2 separate regions of the Mus musculus genome follow, and region 2 is linked to region 1. A link is a loop called in an ENCODE intact Hi-C map of the cell type or tissue named here. Cell type or tissue: heart. All regions are shown on one strand. Links, peaks and the distances in the headings refer to the core of each region. The heading gives the core; the rest is flanking DNA. Region 1 overlaps Gm35456 (a long non-coding RNA gene). Region 2 overlaps Aars2 (alanyl-tRNA synthetase 2, mitochondrial).

Evidence for each region. Hi-C counts contacts between places; a loop is a spot of excess contacts. Peaks named below come from ENCODE experiments on the same cell type or tissue, not always from the same donor. Only the 100,000 strongest peaks of a DNase experiment are listed, where the experiment ranks them.
Region 2: it touches region 1 in a loop (3-fold over the local background); 1 of 42 quality-filtered maps calls a loop at or near these places.

What each region holds. Positions count from the first base shown.
Region 1 is chr17:45,721,296-45,726,659 of GRCm38, forward strand. It overlaps Gm35456 (a long non-coding RNA gene), which reads right to left. Exons shown (of 7, transcript XR_385596.4): 1 at 5,049-5,364; 2 at 4,024-4,341; 3 at 2,683-3,614. Among named protein-coding and RNA genes, the nearest start is that of Gm35456, 2.9 kb to the right of the region's middle. In heart, for the core only: a CTCF peak has its summit at 3,157; a DNase peak (open chromatin) is centred at 3,126; H3K4me3 peaks cover 1,496 bases; H3K27ac peaks cover 1,747 bases.
Region 2 is chr17:45,513,417-45,518,780 of GRCm38, forward strand. Aars2 (alanyl-tRNA synthetase 2, mitochondrial) reads left to right here. Exons shown (of 22, transcript NM_198608.2): 6 at 1,076-1,221; 7 at 1,369-1,477; 8 at 1,829-1,867; 9 at 1,984-2,095; 10 at 2,529-2,662; 11 at 3,037-3,181; 12 at 3,405-3,577; 13 at 3,686-3,799; 14 at 3,897-4,037; 15 at 4,277-4,414; 16 at 4,496-4,605; 17 at 4,734-4,842; 18 at 5,122-5,244. Among named protein-coding and RNA genes, the nearest start is that of Tcte1, 7.3 kb to the right of the region's middle. In heart, for the core only: a CTCF peak has its summit at 3,279 (motif pointing right); a DNase peak (open chromatin) is centred at 3,305.

The sequences.
Region 1 (5,364 bases), core at 301-5,300:
TGGGCCTGGCCCACGGTGGCTCTGAAGCTCCTGTCCCATGTGTACGTGTGTGAACCCACATGAACCCACATGCATGGGGGAGCCCAAGGTTGATGTTGAGAATCGGCCTCCGTCAATCCTTATTCTTTGAGGCAGGCTTTCTCAATCAAATCCAGAGCTCTCTGATATGGCTGACCTTGCTAGACAGCTCTGGGGATCAAGTCCCTTCTTCTGTCTCCCAGGATTGGAATGACACACAGGCTGCCAAGCTCATCTGTCCTTTACGTGAGTTTTCAGGAGATTCGAACTCTGGTCCTCATCTTTATGTGACAAACTTTATCTACTGAGTCACCCGTCTCCAGCCTCACGAAGACAGGATTTTCAGGGGATCCTGACACCTCATTGATGCTCTCAACATCTCCCAATCTAGAATGATCTTGCTAAACCCTAGAGCCTGGAAAGGGCCAGGAGGACACAGTGAAGTCCATAGTCTCTCTCTCTCTTTTTTTTTCAAGACAGGGTTTCTCTGTATAGCCCTGGCTGTCCTGGAACTCACTCTGTAGACCAGGCTGGCCTCGAACTCAGAAATCCACCTGCCTCTGCCTCCCAAGTGCAGGAATTAAAGGCGTGCGTCACCACCGCCCAGCTCCATAGTCTCTCATAAGAGCTCTGTCTTAGTTTGGGTTTTACTGCTGTGAACAGACACCATGACCGAGGCAACTCTTAGGAAAACAACATTTAATTGGGGGTCAGGGATTTATCCCGTGACTTTCTTGCCAGTTAATTTCTTCACTTCTCAGACACAGCAAGGTGTCTCTTAGCAACTTCAGCCAACTGGGAAGAAAACTGAGGCCCAGAAATGCACAGTGATTTGCCGGAGGCCACACAGCAATGGTGGAAATGTCTGGCAGCCAAGGCCAGCGCTTTTGTTTCTCCAGAAGGCCAGGGCATAAAAATAAGAATATGTAAAAACAGCCTGAGCTCCGTCTCCTTGGCAGCGTGGCATTGGCAGACTTTTTGCTCAATTCTGCTTCCCTCAAATGGTTAAGAATGCTGGCTGCTTTGCAGACAGGAGCCTAGCATGGATGTCCTCTGAGAGGCTGCACCCAGAAGCTGACTCAGACAGATGCAGATGTTCACAGCCTAACAGTGGATGGAGCTTGGGAACTCTTATGGAAGAACAGGAGGGATTGAGGGCCCGGAAGGGGATAGGAACTCCACAGGAAGACCAGCGGAGCCAACTAACCTGGACCCTTGGGAGCTCCCAGAATCGGAACCAAAGAACAACCACGGGCTGAACCTAGGCCTCCCCATGCAGATGTGCAGCTTGGTCTTCATGTGGGTCCTGAACAGCTGGATCCCCTAAACATCCCTAAAGCTGCTGCCTGTACTGTGGAATATGTTCTTCTAGCTGGGCTGCCTTGTCTGGCATCAGTGGGAGAGGATGGGTAGGGCATATGGGGAGGGCAGGGGGGCATCCATCCTCTCAGAGGGGAATGAGGGGGGGATGGGAAAAGGATTGGGGGAGGGAGTGACTGGGAGGAGGGACAATGATTGGGATGTAAATTGAATTAAAAAAAAAAAAAAGTACTGGTTGCTTTCCGCAGAGGACCCAAAGTGGCAGTTTACAGCATTGTCTTCCAGCCTCCACCGTCTCTAGGCATACCTGAGGTGTACATACATACATGTAGGCAAAGCACTCACACATACACACAAATACATTTTTCCCCCTCTGAGACAGGGTTTCTCTGTATAGCCCTGGCTGTCCTGGAACTCACTTTGTAGACCAGGCTGGCCTCGAACTCAGAGATCTGCCTACCTAATGCTGGGATTAAAGGCGTGCGCCACCACCTCCCAGCTCACAAATATATTGCAAAAAAAACCCAAACCAAACCAACCCAAAACCTTGTAAAATCTACACAAAACATGCTGTTTAACTATTTTCAAAACGTAGAGTTGAGTGGCAGTTCACACATGTGTGCTGGTGTGTGGAGTCGTTGCCACACCGCTCCAAGCCTCACTTCTGTCTAAGTCAGCTTCTATCTCTCCCCAGTGCTCCACTGTCTCTGGAGATTTCCTCTAATGGCCACTTCATGTACCAGGGAACCAGAAGGGAGGTGCTTTCTGTGCCCTTTTTTGCTCGTTTGTTTCTCCTCCTCCTCCTCCCTTTTCCCCCTTCCCCTAAACTCAGAGAGATCTCCCTGCCTTTGCCTCCCAAGTGCTGGGATTAAAGGTGTGTGCCACCACACCTGGCTCCACTCCCTTAAATTGGGTTTTCATTACAGCCATCCTAGCCCTTGTGAATGGCATCTCACTCTATGCATGTGCATTTAGAGCTGTTTTATTTTTAGTTCTATATCTGTGTATGGATAAATGCACATACGTGCAGGTGCCCTGGGAGGCCAGAAGAGGGTACCAGAACCTCTGGGAGTTGTGAACCACCTGATATGGGCACGGGAATCAAACTTGGGTCCTTTGCAAGAGGTAGGACATGCTTTTAGCCACTGAGCCATTTTTATCACCCCTTACGGAGGCTTTATTTTATTTTGTTTGTTTGTTTTATTTTGAGACAGGGTTTAACCATGTACCCCTGGCTGGCCTGAAACTGACTATAGAGACCAGGCAGGCTTTGCACTCAAAGATCCACCAGGCTTTGTCTCTCAAGTACTGGAATAAAAGCATGTTCATACCCAGCCCACTCACCGCGGTTTTAATTTACATCTTCGGAGGACTAATCCAACATCGTCTTTGCCCTTAAGCAAAGCAGGTCCCCACTCACGCCCCTGTCTCCTCCTCTACACCGAGCCGTGGGAGAGTTAGATGAGTGGATTTTGGGAAGATTTAGCTTCACGGTAGACACACAGCAGGGCTCCTAAGACAAACTCAGTCGCTCTAGCGCTTGTGAAATCCTGGCGGAGACTGGCTGCTTCGTGGGTCTCCTGGCTCTGACCGGCATTCTTCAGTGTAAGTTACAGGAGCTCCCCCTTACTTAGCGTCCCCATCCTCTTTCCTGAGCACGCGGGAAGTCACACCGAGCTTCTGCATTCAGAGGTAGAGCTAACATTCTGGAGGGCAGCGATCTCCGCACGCCTCTTTGTGTTTCTATCCATTCTTGGTAGTCCTTTGCCTTCCCAGCGGAATGCCCTTCAGACTACTCAGCTACTGCCGCATAGTGGACAGTCTTGGAAGTGCATCTCTCCCAGGCTGGGCTGCAGGTCTCCTAGGTTCCTTCTCCTTTGCTTGGAGTGGGGACAAACAAGGGACACAATTTCCATCCCAAGGTCGCCACGAACCAGTCAGAACCATCCTCTACAACTCCCTTTCTTCCTGCTCTGCTGCCCCACAGCCCCTCCAGTTTTCCCAAGAGCACCCCCGAAAATCACGAAGCCAAGCTTGCTCAGTTCAGGATCTTGCTACAGGGGCTCTGGCATAAGACTGTAGAGCACCCACTGTGTGTAACACCTTGTGCAAAATGCTGAGACAGACAGAAGAAAACCATCTGTGATTCCTCCTGCATCCGCGCTCAGTGCTGGCTTGGGCTAATCCAAAGTAGCAGAAATACCAGTCGGCTGCGTTGCTGTCACTATGCGCAAGCGCAAGGTTGAACACTTGCGATACGAGACTTTCTTTGAACTCTGTAACAGAAAACAAAGGCCCAGCAAGGTCAATATTTTGGTGAGGTCGCACGGCCTGGAAGTGGAGGCACCCACTGTGAGCAGTGCTCCTTTATAGTGTCTCCTCTTAGTAGGGAACCACACGCAGACCCACCAACTGATGCATGCAGAGAGAGGGTCGCTCTCCAGGCCGCTACGGACTAGTAGAAGGGACTTTTGCAACTGGTCTTGGCAAACATCCATGGGGCTAGAGAGATGGCTCAGTAGTTAAGAACACTAGATGCTCTCTCTTCCAAAGGACCTGAGTTTGCTTCCCGGCATTCCGTGGTAAGCTGCTCACAACTGCCGGTAACTTCAGCTGTAGGGGACCTAACAACCATCTCTGGTCTCCTGGCACCCTGTCCCCAAGAGAGAGGGGAGGACCGATTACCTGGGTGTCAGTAGGGCAGGCCCCTTTGAAGACTGTCTCGAAGTTGTCCCAGTAAGCCAGCCTCAGGGAGCTGCCACAGCTGAGGTACCACCATTAGCTGGACCCTTGTGGGAGAGCCCTTCCATGACATCATCAGTCAGACTCTAGGCATCAAAACTATCAAGTCAGGCTGTTGAACAGGATTAGAGCACTGAGTGCCGAAACTTCTAGGCATCTCTGCTCTTCCCAAGCAGAGTGACTTTGTGGAAGCTGTGTATCTTCTCTGCTTTGAGGAGATCATCTGCTGAATTCGGAGCATGGCTGTCTCCGGCCTCTGGACTTGAGAGCGAAGTGAGATTCTTTCAGAGCAGGTAGAACACAGCCTTGTGTGTCACAGACGCCAACACTATTATTTTTATTGTTATTACAGAAGGCCAGGCCAGGCAAGTCTAAGACTCCCAACTTACTCAGGGGCATTGATCTCTTTCTGATGTTTCCTGACCCCCTCTGTGTTCCTGGGATCAAGATTAGTGGGGGTTGAGTGACAGGCCACTCAATGGTTAAAGTCCAGGTCAGTTTAGACTTGAGTTCAAGCCCCAGGACCCCTCCCAACTGCCTTCTATAAACACCCCCATTCCCATATACAGACAAAACAAATACAAATGTAATCAAGTTAAAAGGAGAAAAAAAAGATAAAGGTTCCTGCCACCCTGTGTCCCTGCCCTCCCCTTCTGGCCACATCTGTCCCACACAGGGCCTCTTGTGTCTCCCGACTCCTGCCCTGGGCAGCAGCAGGACCTAGAAGAGCTGAGGGGGAGGGGGTGTCTCAGGGATACCACTCTGGACAGTAAAGAATGACTCTGGTCCCCAGCCTTGGGCTTTGGGGAGGGGGCGGCTAGCTGTTGATTTGGTGCCCTGCACCTGTGCAGAACCCAGCTCCCATGTCTTGTGCCTGCTCGCCCGCCCTGGCAGGCCCCACGCCTGGTCCAGGGGACTTTTATGGGCTCTTAGTAAACAAATAGTGCTTTATTTGTTTCTCAGCTCACCTGGTGCATGGAGTCCCGGTTAGCCTGTGGAGGCAGAGGCCACAACTGTGAGGAGCCCGGAGCTGGTGGGGGAGGCTGGGGCAGTGGCCTTCTCTGAAGGATCGTGGCTGGGGGCATTTCCTGTTTCAGGCAGGTGCTGGTGTTTGAGAAGCCAGGGCCACGTGCAGGGTGAGGCCCAGAACAAGGGCCACACCTACTGGAGGCCCTTTCCAGCCCAGAGCCTCATGCTGCAGTGACAGGGCACTTCTGTTCCTGGCTTCCAAGGGCCCTTTTGAAAAGCAGCAGGTGCTTTCACCATAGCAGTTCTGAGGTTGAC
Region 2 (5,364 bases), core at 311-5,310, 210 kb before region 1:
GCATTCAGCCTGTTTCTTATAGGACCCAGGACCACCACCAGCAGCCTAGGAATTGCTCTGCCCACAGTGGGCTGGGTCCTCCCACATCCATCATTAATCAAGTAAATAACACCACAGGCGCAATTGCCCACAGGACAGTACGGTGAGGCAGTTTCTCAGTGGAGATTTCTTTTTCCAAGATGACGCTAGCTTGTGTCACGTTGACACAGACCCAGCCAGCAGAGATGGGGTGTGCTTCAGGGATGCTCTGTCCATGGAAATTGAGCAGGTGATGGCCACTATGGGCCTTTTAATACTCAGCACTAGCCCCACAAGGTCCAGGGAGTCCTATGCCACCGTTGGCTTTTCCAAAAGGCCATTCTGTTGCTTTGGGGTTTGGGTTTGTTTGGGGTTTTTTTAGTTGTTTTTGTTTTGTTGTTGTTGTTCATTTGTTTTTGTTTTGTTGGTTTTTGTATTTCATTTTTTTCAAGACAGGGCCTCTCTGTATAACTCTGGCCATCCTGGAATTTGCTCTGTATACTAGGTTGGTCTCAGACTCAGAGATCTGCCTGCCTCTGCCTCTGCCTCTGCCTCCCCAGTGCTGGGAAGACCATTCTAGGCATTGTTTACTACTCTGGTTGTTGGCGAGAACCTGGGAGAGTGGGACCTAAAAATGAGGCAGACTAAAGCCCCATGCAATAACCAACTTTATTCAGAGCATCAGACAATTTATTGATAAAACGAGTCACCTTCTTACAAGAGTAGGGGGTGTACAGTCACAGGTATACAACCCACATGTGACAAAAACATTTTTTTCTATAGAGGCGTATGAATAGCAACAGCTGAAGTAAACTCACTCCTATCCACTACCCATGGAGGAGCATGAAAACACATTCCAAGAACAGCTCTTGTGTTTTGAAGAAACTAGGATTTCTGGGAGTTTTCTCACAAGTGCAGAGAATTCTCACAGGATGTCCATTCTTGGGCAGCAGGCGTTCCTACAGGATGTGGTGGTCAGTTTTATGGCTGTGAACAAGCATGCACCTGGGCCAGGTCAGGCAGGCCCAACACCTGTGGCTACTCTCCTGCCTTACAGAGCTGCGGGGCTCCCCCTTACTCTGGCCGGGTAGGGGCAGCAGATGAGGGACGGATAGACACAGCGTACCGAGTGGTAGCCGATCACATCCGCACACTCAGTGTCTGCATTGCTGACGGTGTCTCCCCGGGGATGTCAGGTGCCCCGTGAGTCTGGAAGGGCAGGGCTGGGAGGGGGGAAATGGGGAGGTGAAGTCAGGTCAAGAGCTCAGAGGGAATAGGCGAGCACCCCACTCCCCGTATTGCTGGCTGGATGATGCTAGGCGGTCACGTCTGTGCTCTGAAACCCTCCAGGCTAGTTCTCCGTCGGATTCTCCGCCGAGCTGTGCGCTATTCCACAGAGGTCTTGCAGGCACCTCCTGGCTTTCTAGGCAGCCTGGTGCCAGTGGTGGTAGAGACACTGGTAAGTACAGAACCTCCTCCTTTCTGCAGGCCTTCTGAGCCCTTGGGAGCCTACCACTGAGCCCCAGCTGTGTCCCACCCTCACTGTCCAGTCCTGCACCCCGTCAAGGAGGCTGAGAGAGCTGGTCTTGCTCACAAAAAGCAGGGAGACCTTGGAAGGACGTTCATTCAGGGTGCTGGACCTTTGACCTCAGGGTTCCCTTCCACTTATATGCCTGCCCCACTGGGAAGTCACTTCCTTATTTGAGTCCCTCCCCAGTTCTCAAAGCATCTGAGCCCCCTGGGCGGGTGTCCCTTGATGCCGGTAAGGAGGAAGGGTGGGCTGTTTATCTCTTCTCTCCCACACCCCCAGGGATCTGCTTATCCAGAACTTGAGAAGAACTCAGTCAAGGTATTGATTGAGGTGGGGAGGGTGGGTGGGGGTGGGGAGGCTGCCCGAGAGCTGTAGGGAGAAGCCCGTCGTCTCCAAGGAAACCCAGATCCACTCCCTGCCCTGCCTCGGTTCAGATAGCCAGCCTGGTGTCAGAGGATGAGGCAGCCTTCCTGGCCTCCCTGCAGCGGGGCCGGCGGATCATCGATCGCACCGTCAAGCGCCTGGGCCCTTCTGATTTGTTCCCTGGTGAGTTGGGAGCCTGGCCAAAGCAAAGGGATTCTCAGGCTCGCCAGGGTGAGCGGAGGCCCAGAGCTTTTGGCCTACCAAGGACTTCAGACTCACACACCCCGCCCCCAGTCCCCAGCTTCTGCCGGAAGTTTCTCCCAGTTGCTTTAAACCTGAGCACCACAGGAACCCTGCCCTGCCACCCCCTCTCCTAACCACCCACCCACCCAGCCCTTGTTACCAAAGTCAGCTTCATGCTTAAACCGAGACCACCAAAATGCATTGAGTTCTCATCTTTATCTGACCTTGGAACCCGAAGTTTCAAAGTTTCAAGATGGCGCCTCACACACTAGAGGGGTTCGTGTGACTGAAAAAAAACCCTAAGCTGGCTTACTTCCTTCTCTTCCCTTTGATCTGCCACTCCCACCCTCAACCCTCTGCTCTGTGTCCTCAGCCGAAGTGGCCTGGTCATTGTCGCTGTCTGGGAATCTGGGGATTCCCCTGGACCTGGTGGAGCTGATGCTGGAGGAGAAGGGGGTGAAGCTGGACACGGCAGGACTGGAGCAGCTAGCCCAGAAGGAGGCTCAGGTACAGGCCGCCAGGCTCGGCAGTGACCCGGCCATTCCTCCCTCAGCCCTTAGAGGTAAGGAGACAGAACCACGGGCCCTGCTCGGTCTGTAGAGAGGAGCATCAGCCCCAGTGACCAAACAGAAGGAGAAGAAAGGGCCAGGGGTGCTTGTGGGCAAAGAGACCTGACCCTGAGGCGCCTGTCCTGTCTAGTTTACTAGCCACCTAAGATAGCTCTCTAGAGGCCAGCAAACCCCCTTAGGTCTCATTCCACGCAAGCTGCAGGGTCCACAGAGACAGGGCTTTCAAAGGCTCAAGTCCTATCCCATGGAGTTCTCTGTGCACCTGACACCCCCTCAACACCTCCCTGCCACCCACACACGATTGTATTGCAGCACCGGGCCCAGCAAGCAGAGGCAGATCAGGAGGACCGATTGTGTCTTGATGTCCACGCACTGGAGGAGCTGCACCGTCAAGGCATACCCACAACTGATGACAGCCCCAAGTATAACTACACTCTTCACCCCAACGGGGATTATGGTGAGAACCTAGACCCAGGCTGGTAGGCACAAGCTTACCTGACCTTGACTGGGAAGGAGAGAAATGATAGCTACCAGCCTCTTGCATTGCCCAAAGTATCCAGCAGGGGTCACTACCTCCTTCATCTGGAAATGCCTTCTCCTTCACCCTCTAAAGCCTCATCCCAAACCCATCATCACATCCCCGGGGCCCTAACACTGATAAATCCTTCTGCTTCTGGCAGAGTTTGGCCTCTGTGAGGCCCGGGTGTTACAGCTGTATTCAGAGACTGGGACAGCCGTGGCCTCCGTGGGAGCAGGCCAGCGCTGTGGCCTCCTATTAGATAGAACCAACTTCTACGCTGAACAAGGGGGTCAGGCTTCAGACCGAGGCTACCTTGTCCGTACAGGGCAGCAGGTGAGTGTCAGACACCCGGGATGGCTCCCGTGGGAGGCAGATGTGAGGCCACACCAGTGGCGAGACATGACCACAAGCAGTCATCTGACTACCTCCTCTTCTCCCCAGGACATGTTGTTCCCTGTGGCTGGGGCTCAGCTCTGTGGGGGTTTTATCCTGCATGAGGCCATGGCTCCCGAGCGCCTACAGGTGGGGGATCAAGTGCAGCTGTATGTAGATAAGGTAAGGCGCCTACTCCGGCCGCTCTTGATGTCTTGTAGCCCCTCCACCTCCCCTCCCCGGCCCTCACCCAGGACCCTGGGTAACAAAAGCGTTCTAGGCCTGGCGAATGGGATGCATGGTGAAGCACACGGCCACCCACCTGCTGAGCTGGGCCCTTCGGCAGACCCTCGGACCGACCACCGAGCAGCGGGGCTCCCATCTCAACCCCGAGCGGCTGCGCTTTGACGTGGCCACCCAGGTGAGCTGGACACAGAAAGACGGACTTTATGGGAAGTGGCATGCTCCAAGACAGACTAGGATCGACCATTGTCGAGGACCCGGGGCTATGGGTTGGTACCACGGTACTGTTCCTTGGACCCTCACCTCAGCAAGGCCACCCTATTCAGGACGGTACTTTTACCTCCAGTTACTCCTCACCTTGTGGGCAGAAGCAGTTACAAAACCTCTGCCTATCGCTCTGTGTCCCCGCCCTCCCAGACCCTACTAACCACAGAGCAGCTACGGACAGTAGAGAGCTACGTGCAGGAAGTCGTGGGGCAGGATAAGCCTGTGTTCATGGAGGAAGTGCCCCTGGCACACACTGCCCGCATCCCCGGCCTTCGCTCACTGGATGAGGTGAGTCGTAGACGGTAATCCCGGAAGGCTTCCCTTGTCCGTTGCAGGCAGCTGACGGCCCTTGCCCCGCCTTCCTCTCAGGTGTACCCAGACCCCGTCCGGGTGGTGTCCGTTGGGGTTCCTGTTGCCCACGCACTGGGGCCAGCCTCCCAGGCTGCAATGCACACCTCCGTGGAGCTGTGCTGTGGGACGTGAGTCACTCTTGGGTCACCCTGCCCCTGAGCCCTGGATCCTCGTCCTCCCTTAACCTTGGCAGCCACCATCCCTTGCTTTGGGCTCGGACTTCTCCCTTATCACCCCTTTCCCCGACTTCCTCTAGGCACCTGCTAAGTACCGGGGCCGTGGGAGACTTGGTGATCATTGGGGAACGGCAGCTGGTCAAGGGCATCACTCGCCTACTGGCCATCACTGGGGAGCAGGCCCAACAGGTTAGAATACTAGAAGCCCTGGAGACTTCTGAATGGGGGGTTGGGGGTGGAGGGGTGAGGGGAACACACAGCTGACACCCAGGCTCAGCAGTGCCCAGTGGTAACACACACTGCTGGGACGTAGCATCTGCTGGCAGCTAGCAGCAGCTAATTTAGGCCTGGTTCCTTGACTGGCCCCAACCGGCAAACATTTCTAATACTGCCCAGACTGCAGTGAGGTGTGAGACCCTGTCCTAGGAGGGTGACTGTATGCCTTCACATTCTTGTCCCCTCCCATAGGCCCGAGAGGTAGGCCAGAGCCTGTCTCAGGAGGTGGAAGCAGCCAGCGAGCGACTAAGTCAGGGCAGCCGAGACCTGCCGGAAGCTCACCGGCTATCTAAGGACATAGGACGTCTCACCGAGGTCAGGGGCCACCCTCACCACTCCAGTCCCTACCCTCCACTGGCCGTGTCCCCTCCTCTGTCCCTTCCTGGACCCTTCCCGTCCCTCCCAGCCTTCCAGCCGGCCTAGATGTTTGTCTTC